Regions from separate parts of the Homo sapiens genome. Here region 1 is linked to region 2. The links are chromatin loops, found by intact Hi-C in ENCODE. Cell type or tissue: heart right ventricle. All regions are shown on one strand. Each heading gives the region's core, and the rest is flanking DNA. Links, peaks and the distances in the headings are about the cores only.

What was found. Hi-C counts contacts between places; a loop is a spot of excess contacts. Peaks named below come from ENCODE experiments on the same cell type or tissue, not always from the same donor. Only the 100,000 strongest peaks of a DNase experiment are listed, where the experiment ranks them.
Region 1: a loop joins it to region 2, with 2.4 times the contacts of the local background. A loop is called at or near these places in 34 of 110 quality-filtered maps.

The regions. Positions count from the first base shown.
Region 1 is chr3:19,939,804-19,945,190 of GRCh38, reverse strand. It overlaps a transcript of EFHB not described here and the pseudogene HSPA8P18. Among named protein-coding and RNA genes, the nearest start is that of RAB5A, 4.6 kb to the left of the region's middle. In heart right ventricle, for the core only: no CTCF peak of the experiment used is centred there; no DNase peak of the experiment used is centred there.
Region 2 is chr3:19,885,981-19,891,367 of GRCh38, reverse strand. EFHB (EF-hand domain family member B) reads left to right here. Exons shown (of 13, transcript NM_144715.4): 10 at 2,717-2,924. Among named protein-coding and RNA genes, the nearest start is that of EFHB, 46 kb to the left of the region's middle. RefSeq lists an enhancer at 4,141-4,310. In heart right ventricle, for the core only: no CTCF peak of the experiment used is centred there; a DNase peak (open chromatin) is centred at 2,083; H3K4me3 peaks cover 804 bases; H3K27ac peaks cover 1,361 bases.

The DNA of each region.
Region 1 (5,387 bases), core at 197-5,196, 54 kb before region 2:
TGAATATTGCCTGTGTGTTGCCATCTTGGTATCTGATCACTTTATTTTCTCCACATGGAACACTATCATTGCCCATAACTGCTGGCTCCGTCTTAGCCAGGACACCAGTTCCTTTGGACCGCATCTGCAGATACTTCTACTGGATTCAATTATTATTTTTTCTGTAATTTCACAATACTTTGCCTTACTCTGTATAATGGCTGTCTTAAAATCTGCCTTATTTTAATAGCTAATGAGCACCTGGACTTTTCTCCTTAGCCTTTCATTGAATTATAAGGTTTTTAAGGGCTGTGACCATCAGTTATTCATCATTTCAGTTCTTCACAGAAGACCCTTGACTGCTATAATAGGGACCCCCAAAGTATTGGTGAACTTAATTACATTTAGAATCACGAACATTAAGAAGACCTCACAATGAAAAACATTTGATGCTGAAATTTATAAATTGCAAAAAACTCCCTATTTCATCGTTCCAGTATGTTGCTTCTTCACTCGTTCCTGTTTAGTGATTTTGTCTTCACCTCCTTCATGAATACTTTTCACAATATTTTACAGTTTAGTCATAATGTTTGCCTGGAAGAGTGCTGCCCTGGTGGCTGGCATTTCTAAAGATCCGGTAGTAGTTTTAGAGAAATTGAAATGACACAGTAAAGCTCTGTTGTTTTATTGCCACTTGCAATATGCCTATGTTTTCTTTTTCATAGCCCCAGATAACTGAGGAGGACTGATAATTGTATATATTTTAGTGTCAAATGTGGAGTCCTACCAGTTGATAGAACTTGTTAAGGAAGGTACAAAATGGATAAATAATCATGAAGACTTAAACACTGTCTTTGATGCTTATACTGCCCTCAAATCTCTAAATACTCAATAACAAATTCCCAGTGGCAGGTGTCTCTCTACCATTCACAGGATCCCATAACCTTTTCCTTCTCTTCCAGGAAATCTGTCCTCCCTTGTGTAGCTAAAGAATGAATCTTTGCATAGATGATAATGAATGGTTACATTTACTTTTAACTGGAACTGTCTGGAGACAATTCAAAATTTTTCCTGGAGACAAACCAACGGTAACTCTAACATTGGCGTAGTAGCAAGTCAGTGAATAAAAGGCTGTGAAAACTTAAGCTAGTCATGTTTCAAAAGCTTGTGTCTTTGGAGGGCATCATTCAGGCTTCAGCTCAAATGTCATCTACCTAAGGGACTTCTAAGCCCACTAATTCTAAATGCTTTGTTACATATCGAAGTAGTCTGTTGTCTTCATAACAGCACTGTTTGATATGATATTATGCATTGTCTTCATAACACTTAGCACCATTTGATATGATATTACGCATCGTTCCACTTAATGGTTATCTATCCCTACTAGAATATAAGCTCCATGAGATAGGGGTTGGGTTATACAGTCAGTCCATCTGCTTGTGATTGGTTCTTGGACACTCCCTTATTCCCCCACCATATGGGTACCAAAATTTGCAGATGCTCTAGTCTCATGTAAAATGGTGTAGTATTTGCATGTAGGCTATTCTGTATGCTTTAAATCATCTTCAGATTACTTACAATAAGTAATACAATGTAAATGATATGTAAATAGTTGTATTTTTTTAATTTGTATTATTTTGTGTTTTTTTCATTTTTTAACTCAAATACTTTCGATGGAATACAGAGGGCTAACTGTATTCCCAACACTGACACAAAATAGGGAGGGACTCAATACCTGTTTGTAGAATGAATGAATGAATTGAATGAGCCCTTACCTGGATTTACATACTGCAAAGTCATTTGAAGAATTTATGGGGATTTATTGAATGCTGTGGCCACTTTTGGGGTTCCTATGTCTTTCTTCAGAATCCAATCCGGCCTACATGCAAACAACCCTGTTTAAAGGACCTGCAGTTGGTATTCATCTTGGCACCATCTACTCTTGTGTGGGTGTTTTCCAGCATGTAAAAATAGAGGTAATTGCCAATGATCAGGGAAATTGAATCACTCCAAGCTATGTCACCTTTACTGATACTGAACAATTGCTCAGTGATGCCACAAAGAATCAAGTTGCAATGAACCCCATGAACACAGTTTTTGATGCCAAATCTGATTGCTGATTGGACACAGACTTGATTATGCTGTTGTCCAGTCTGATATGAAGCATTGGCCCTTCATGGTAGTGAATAATGTTGGCAGGCCCAAGGTCCAAGTAGAATACAAGGGAGAGATAAAAAAAACTTCTGTCCAGAAAGGTGTCCTCTAGGGCCATGGACTGGTACTGGACTGTGGCCTGTTAGGAACTGGCTGCCCAGCAGGAGGTGAGTGGCAGCAAGTCAGTGAAGCTTCATCTGTATTTACAGCTGCTCCCCATCATTCACATTACCACCTGAGCTCCCCCTCCTGTCAGATCAGTGGCAGCATTAGATTCTCATAGGAGTGTGAACTCTATTGTGAATTGCACACACAAGGGATCTAGCACTTCTTATGACAATCTAATGCCTGATGATCTGTCACTCTCTTCCATCACCTCCAGATGGGACCGTCTAGTGGCAGGAAAACAAGTTCAGGGCTCCTACTGATTGTACATTATGGTGAGTTATATAATTATTTCATTATATATTACAATGTAATAATAATATAAAGTGCACAATAAATGTAATGTGCTTGAATTGTCCTAAAACTATCTTCCCCCGATCCTACCCCCTGCAACTTGGTCTGTGGAAAAATTGTCTTCCATGAAACTGGTCCCTGGTGCCAAAAAGGTTGGGGACAGCTGCTCTGTTATTCTGACAAAGATGAAGGAAATGGCAGAAGCCTACCTTGGAAAGAGTGTTACCAATGCTGTGGTCACAATATCAGCTTGGTTTAATGATTCTCAGCATCAAAGCTACCAAAGATGCTGGAACTATTGCTTATCTCAATGTACTGAGAATTATCAATGAGCTAACTGCTGCTTCTATTGCTTATGCCTTAGGCAAAAGGTTGGAGCTCAATGAAATGTGCTGATCTTTGACCTTAGAAGTGGTACTTTTAAATTTTTATTTATTTATTTTCTTGAGATGGATTCTCGCTCTGTCACCCAGGCTGGAGTGGTGCGATCTCGGCTCACTGCAATCTCTGCCTCCCAGGTTCAAGTGATTCTCCTGCCTCAGCCTCCTGAGTAGTTAGGATTACAGGTGCCCACCACCACGCCTGGGTAATTTTTTTTGTATTTTTAGTAGAGACGTGGTTTCACCATGTTGGCCAGGCTGGTCTCAAACACCTGACTTCAGGTGATCTGCCCCCCCTCAGCCTCCCAAAGTGCTGGGATTACAGGTGTGAGCCACTGTTCCTGGCCTTTTTTTTTTTTTTTTGATGGAGTCTCACTCTTGTTGCTCATGCTGGAGTGCAGTGGCGCAATCTTGGCTCACTGCAACCTCTGCCTCCCGGGTTCAAGCGATTCTTGTGCCTCAGCCTCCCGAGTAGCTGGGATTACAGGCATGCACCACCATGCCCAGCTAATTTTCGTATTTTTAGTAGAGACGGGGTTTTTCCATGTTGGCCAGGCTGGTCTTGAACTCTTGACCTCAGGTGATCCGCCTGCCTCAGCCTCCCAAAGTGCTAGGATTACAGGCGTGAGCCATTGCGCTTGACCTGGAAGTGGCACTTTTAATGTGTCAGTCCTCACTGTTGAGGATGGAATCTTTGAGGTGAAATCTACAGCAGGAGACACCCACTTAGGTGGAAAACACTGACAACCAAGTGGTCCACCATTTTATTGCTGAGTTCAAGTACAAGCATACAAAGGACATCAGTGAGAATAAGAGAGCTGTCTGACATCCCCATACTGCTTGTGAACATGCTAAGTACACTCTTTCTTGAGCAGCCAGGCTAGTATTGAGATCCATTTTCTCTATGAATGAATCAATGTCTATACCTCTTACACATGCCCTATTTGAAGAACTGAATGCTGACCTGTTCTGTGACACCTGGACCCTATAGAGAAAGCCCTTCAAGACACCAAACTAGACAAGTCACAGATTCATGATATTTTCCTGGATGGTGGTTCTACTTTTATCCCCAGGATTCAGAAGCTTCTCCAAGACTTTTTCAATGGAAAAGAACTGAATAAGAGCATCAGCCCTAATGAAGCTGTTGCTTATGGTGCAGCTGTCCAAGCAGCCATTCTGTCTGGCAACAAATCTGAAAATGCTCAAGATTTGTTGCTCTTGTATGTCATTCTTCCTTCCCATGGTATTGAAACCGATGGTGTAGTCATGACTGTTCTCATTAAGCATAATACTACCATTCCTTCCAAGCAGACAGACCTTCACTACCTACTCTGACAGGCAGCCTGATGTGCTTATTCAGGTTTATGAAGGTGAGCATGTCATGACCAAGGATAGCAACCTGCTTGGCAAGTTTCAACTCACAGGCATACCTTTGGCACTCCAAGGTGTTCCTCACATTGAAGTCACATTTGATATTGATGCCAATGGCATCTTCAGTGTCTCTGCTGTGCACAAGAGTACAGGAAAAAGAACAAGATTACTGTCACTAATGACAAGGGCCATTTTAGCAAGAAAGACATTAAATGTGTGGTCCAGGAGGCTGAATAGTACAAAGCTGAAGATGAGAAGCAGAGACAGGTGTCATCAAAGAATTCCCTTGAATCCTATGAATTCAACATGGAAGCAACTGTTGAAGATGAGAAACTTCAAGGCAAGATTCACGATGAAGACAAACAGAAGATTCTTGTCAGGCGTAATGAAATTATTAACTGGATAGATAAGAATCAGGCTGTTGAGAAGGAAGAATTTGAACATCAGCAGAAAGAGCTGGAGAGAGTCTGCAATCCCATCATTACAAAGCTCTAGCAGAGTGCAGGAGGAATGCCTAGGGGATTCACTGTTGGTGGATCTCCTCCCTCTGATGGTGCTTTCTCAGGGCCCAACACTGAATAAGCCAGCCCAAGTACAGATGTAGCATTGTTCCACACACTTAAAACACTGAAGGACCCAAATATGTAGCAAATTCTGTGGCAGTTTTTTTTCTTTTTTGATCAGTCAATGTAGTTTAATTTTTCCCAGTCAAAATTTGCCTAAAAAGGCCTGTAATCTCATAAAAAAAGAAGTACATAGAAAGTAAGCCTTTAAAGGAATTGGACAGATCATTCCAAACTGGGGCAGGAAATTGAGTAGTCTTCATGAGGAAGGTGGTGTTTGAGAGATGTCGGAAGATGGCTGAGTCAATAGGGGCAGTGGGCCTTAAACTCCTGTAGAGGAGATACAATCAAATCTATAACACTAAGTTGTTGGAGGGTGCCAGAGTGTCATCCATGCCAGTTCAATATCAATTGTTCGGTTTTACAGTGGTTTATCAAAGCCTTTTTTAGATCAGACCCTGTGCATTCTATTAGAAGGCTT
Region 2 (5,387 bases), core at 190-5,189:
GGATCACTTCTCAGCTGAGTGTGGTGGCTCACACCTACAATTCTAGCATTTTGGGAGGCTGAGGCAGGAGGATAGTTTGAGGCTGGGAGTTTGAAACCAGCCTGGGTAACATAGTGAGACTCCATCTCTACAAGTAAACACAAATAGTTAGCCAGGAGTGGTAGTGCCAGCTACTCAGTAGGCTGAGGCAGGAGGATCACCTGAGCCCAGGAGTTTGAGGCTGCAGTGAACTATGATTGTGCCACTGCATTCCAGCCTGCACAACTGATTGATAGCCTGTCTCAGCAGCAGCAGCAATAACAACAACAAAAATATTGCTACTCTTTTACACGTAAAGCTGAGATGTTACTGGGGTTGGGCTGGCTGCATTCTTGAATATGCCATTTCCATTTGACATATGAGGCTTGTTTGCTCCTTTTTCATTTTGTTAGTCATTTAGTCCAAGTTGGCCGGCCTCAAAATGATTATTGGCTGGAGAGTCAGAAGGCCTCCATGGGTCCAGTGTTCAGTTTCCAGAAGAGCTCAGTGACAGGCTAATAGCTGCTTTTCAAAAGAGGTCTACCTGGTAATTATGTTAGGGAGGCAATAAGTCCTAAACTTCACGGTGCACCTCCAAGTGAAGGTTGCCTTTCTTTTCCAGAGGCTCTAATTGGCAAAACCACCAGTTATAGACTTGTAACTCAAAGGAGTCATTAGGGTTATGGGGTCCCAAAGGTAATAACAATTGTCTATACATGGCTCTTCTTGATCAGGATAATCCCCTCTGTCACATATGAACATTCACTCTACAGACATGGAAAGCATCAATACCAATTAAATATTCAGGCTTGGAAGCCGTAGCAATAATACATGGTTATCTTTAATTCTTCTCTGCAAACTGTGCCCAAACCCCATTAACTGAATTCGGACATCCTTCCCTACCATCCTCTCCCAGGACTGACTATGATGATGACTTTGGGAACTGTATCCAAACCATAAAAATGTGAGAATCTCACCCCACTGAACAGATGCATCCCTCTTGAAGACCTGGAGCCCTTGGTCCTACTTCTAATCATCTTTCTCCCTAAAGCGGATGAGATCAGGGCTTGGGGGAGGGAGGGATTAAGGGTGCAGAGGGAGAGAATGGCTTTGCACTAGTAAGTAAGAAATATTTACTTTGATTTTGAGTGGCATGGTGGTGGCATGGTAGCTCCATGAAACAAACCACCAGTGTTTTCAGTGCACACAAAGCCCTGCATATTAGGCGGTAATTTATCGTTGACAGCATCTGTTTCAGTTTTGGGGCTCTCTTGATTCAACAGCCACATCCCGCATTGCTTTTCAGCTAGGATGAGTGTGGGTTTGCATTTTTGGTTGTAGTAGAGACTTTTGTTTGTTTTTGAGATGGAATTTCACTCTTGTTGCCCAGTCTGGAGTGCAATGGCGCAGTCTCGGCTCACTGCAACCTCGGCCTCCTGGATTCAAGCGATTCTCCTGCCTCAGCCTCCCGAGTAGCTGGGATTACAGGCATGTGCCACCACGCTGGCTAATTTTGTATTTTCAGTAGAGACGGGATTTCTCCGTGTTGGTCAGGCTCCCAAAGTGCTGGGATTACAGGCATGAGCCACCGTGCCTGGCCTGTAGTAGAGACTTTTATAAAGGAGTCTGCTTTAATCCAGGGCATTTGCAGCTGTATTGTCAAGATCATATATTTTAAGTTCTCATTCTGTTTGAATACAAGGGTTAAGTAGGGAAGTTTTCCAGGGCTGTGGGTCTGACTGCAAGAATTTATAATTCATCGAGTCAGTTTCTCGTTCTCCAGGGGATTGCCTCCATCAGCATTGTAAATCCAGTCCTGGGCAGTAAGAGCTTAAATACTACGCAGTGACTCATTTATGATTCCTCTTGGGAGTTATTTCCTCTCAGGGAAGTCTCTCTGAGGGGGCCAAAGCTCCCTTATAGCAGGAAGAATTCACTGCAGAAACAAACAAGAAAACTGGGACCTTTGCCATCATCTCTGAATGGATTTAAGGTTGGCTTGATAGACTGCAGGAGGGACTGAGTGCTAAGATGTCCCAGCTGTTGACATTCTTCCTTAACGAACATTGTGTGCTCTGCCCCTTCATCTCCCAAGTGAATCAGCCAGTTTCTGCTGAGAGCCCTTATACATTTCCCTCTGTTCATACTCAGTGTAGGTACTTCTGTCTTTAACTGCTGTCTGAAAGGAGGTGAGACTTTTTCCCTCCACCCTCCTCCCCCTACTTACCAGGATGAATCTTAGTGTTACTTGTTTCAATGGGGCTGACCATCAGATTGGTAGCATTTCCCTCTTGCCCATAGGAGTGTTATGAAAACCAGACCACTGTCTTTGAACCCACCTCCGTGAACTTGTCCTGCAACTATCTCCCCAATTTCTCCTTAATAACAGGCAATGAAATGAAGGGCCATTTATTGCCAGGTTAAAACACAGAAGGTATTAAAAACTTTGTAAGGATAAAAATTGTAGAGAGCTGTCAAAAGTACACACCTATTGGTCATATGAAATGTCAAGCCCATATCATGGTAATAATGCTCTACCACGGTCTAACCAGCGTATTTGACTCCTCTTCTGTGAAAATTGAGACAAATTTGAATTTATGTGATGAAGCTATTTCTTTTTTCTTAAACTAAATAATGTTGCCTACTCTGCTCTTGAAGACAACTCCCATTTTATGTTCTTTTGCTTCCTGTATAACAGAAGGGAGATGGGATGATAGATAAAGACGAGCTGCAGGAAGCTTGTGACCAGGCCAACTTGAGTTTAGATGACAAGCTCCTGGACCAGCTATTTGACTACTGTGATGTGGATAATGATGGCTTCATTAACTATCTGGAATTCGCAAATTTTCTTAACTGGAAAGACAAAATGCTTCTTAAAGAGTATGAAGAGAGGGTCATTATTAAAGGTATTTAATTTTTGAAGGTTTGATGAATTATTATTTTTTTAAATTTTAAAATTTATTATTATTATTTTTAATACAGACGAGGTCTCACTATGTTGCCCAGGCTGGTCCTACTTGCCCTTGAACTCCTGGGTTCAAGGGATTCTCTTGCTTTGGCCTCCCAAAGTGCTGGGATTATTGGTGTGAGCCAGCATGCTTAGCCATTTGCTGAATTCTTAAATGGACTTCTGTATTTTAATTTTTCTAAGAGCTCAGCTATATTCAACTTTAATATTATATGAAAAATAAAAATATACATTTATACATGGTTTTTATTTGCTTGTTTATGCATGGAATATCTGTAGTAGTGTAGGAAAGAATCAATAATATTTATTATTTCCAGGAAGAGGCAGTTGGATGGCTGAGGGACAGGGTGGCAATGAGATTCACTTTTTAATCTATATTTTTGTATCTTTTGAGTTTGGAACCATGTATTATTTATTCAAAAAAATTAAAAGCACAAAACTTACACTGAAGCTCAAAATATAAAAGACAGTTTCTCAGAAACCTGTTTAAAAACGATTATCTGAGTAGTTAATTCCCTTTCCCAGGAAACACACAATTTGACATAAAATTAGATTTTAAAAATTTTGTATAAAAAGGAAAAACAGCATAATCTTTACTTTTGATTCAAATGTTATAATGTTTACATCAAGCTTGTCCAACCCTTGGTTCAAGACAGCTTTGAATGCTGCCCAACACAAATTTGTAAACTTTCTTAAAACGCTATGAGATTTTTTTGCGACATTTTGTTTTTAAGCTCATCAGCTGTCCTTAGTGTTAGTGTACTTTATGTGTGGCCCAAGATAAGTCTTCTTCCAGTGAGGTCCAGGGAAGCCAAATGGTTGGATACCTCTGGCCTACATTTTATCTTTCTGTATCATTACATATATAGATATACATATATACATATGTGTATATGTATATATTTTAAGCATGTCTAAAATAACACTGAACATACTATATAAGGCTTTTTAAAATTTAACTTTCGCATTTCTCTTCTTCCTTTTTTTTTTTTTTTTTTTGATAGGGTCTTGCTCTGTTGCCCAGGCTGGAGTGCAGTGGTGTGATCTTGGCTCACTGCAATCTCTACCTGCCGGGTTCAAGTGATTCTCGTGCCTCAGCCTCCAGAGTAGCTGGGATTATGGCAGGTGTGTGCCACCATGCCTGGCTAATTTTTTGTATTTTTAGCAGAGACAGGGTTTCACCATGTTGCCCAGGCTGGTCTCGAACTCCTGGCCTCAAGTGATCCTCCTGTCTTGGCCTCCCAAAGTGCTAGGATGACCGACAAGAGCCAACATGCCCAGCCAGCTTTCATATTTCTAAGGAATGAAGAAATGCTTTTTTGGTTTCTATGAACTACATTTCAGTTCCCTCATGCTGATATATTATGATTTACTAAACCATTTCTTCACTCTATGAAATTTAGGCTGTTTCTAGATATTTTAAAAGTAATATGCACAATGCTATAATGATCATATCTCAAAAAGCTTTTTATTTCTCATTTCTTATGAATGTTATTATTGTCTCAGAAGTAACTCTATTTTCATTTTGCTTTTCTAAATGATTTTACTGATTTGCAATTTTATCAGCTAAGTCTGTGAGGTTTTACTCCAATCTCACTACCATTGAGTGTTATTTCAAACAAAAATTCTTACATTGTTGTACTTTAGTTGGTTTATAATAATACCTCATTTGCCTTGCTTTTTTTTTTTTTTTTTTTTTTTTTTTGAGACAGTGTCTCACTCTGTTTGCCCAGGCTGGAGTGCAGTGGTGCAATCATAGCTCATTGCAGCCTTGAACTCCTGGGCTCAAGTGATTCACCTGCCTCAGCCTCTTGAGTGGCTGTGTTGCCCAGGCTGGTTGTGAACTCCTGGCTTGAGGGATCCTCCCTCCTCAGACTCCCAATATGCTGGGATTACAGGCATGAGCCACTGCATCCAGCCTACCTTAATTTTTGTATCTTAATTATTAGAGGTTCAGCTTTTTAAAAAGATATTTACATTTTTATTTTCTCTCGGGATGTCTCTCTTCTAAAAAGTGGAGATACTACTATTTTCACTTTTATTCTTGGGTCATGCCTTTCTGTGAAGTCAAAACCAAATTTTGGTCTCTCTTGATGATGCGAGCCCTTATGGGTTAGCCTTTCTATTCTATCCACTAGGAAAGCATCAGAATCTTCCCTACCTAATGAAGCTTTTTATAGAAAACAGCTCTACTCCAACCCTTTCATAAACAGGGGTGACAGAGCTTCCTTCTTGGCACAACTCATGAAGTAGTGGTAGAAAGCAAAAGCTTATTTCAGACCAGATAATTCTTCAAATTGTTTCTGGTTTTTGGATGCTGATTTCTTCAGCCATTTTAAATGGAGTTTTTAAGGATTTTCATCTTCTATGATTTTAGGGTAGAAACTGTCAAGTTTGTAGT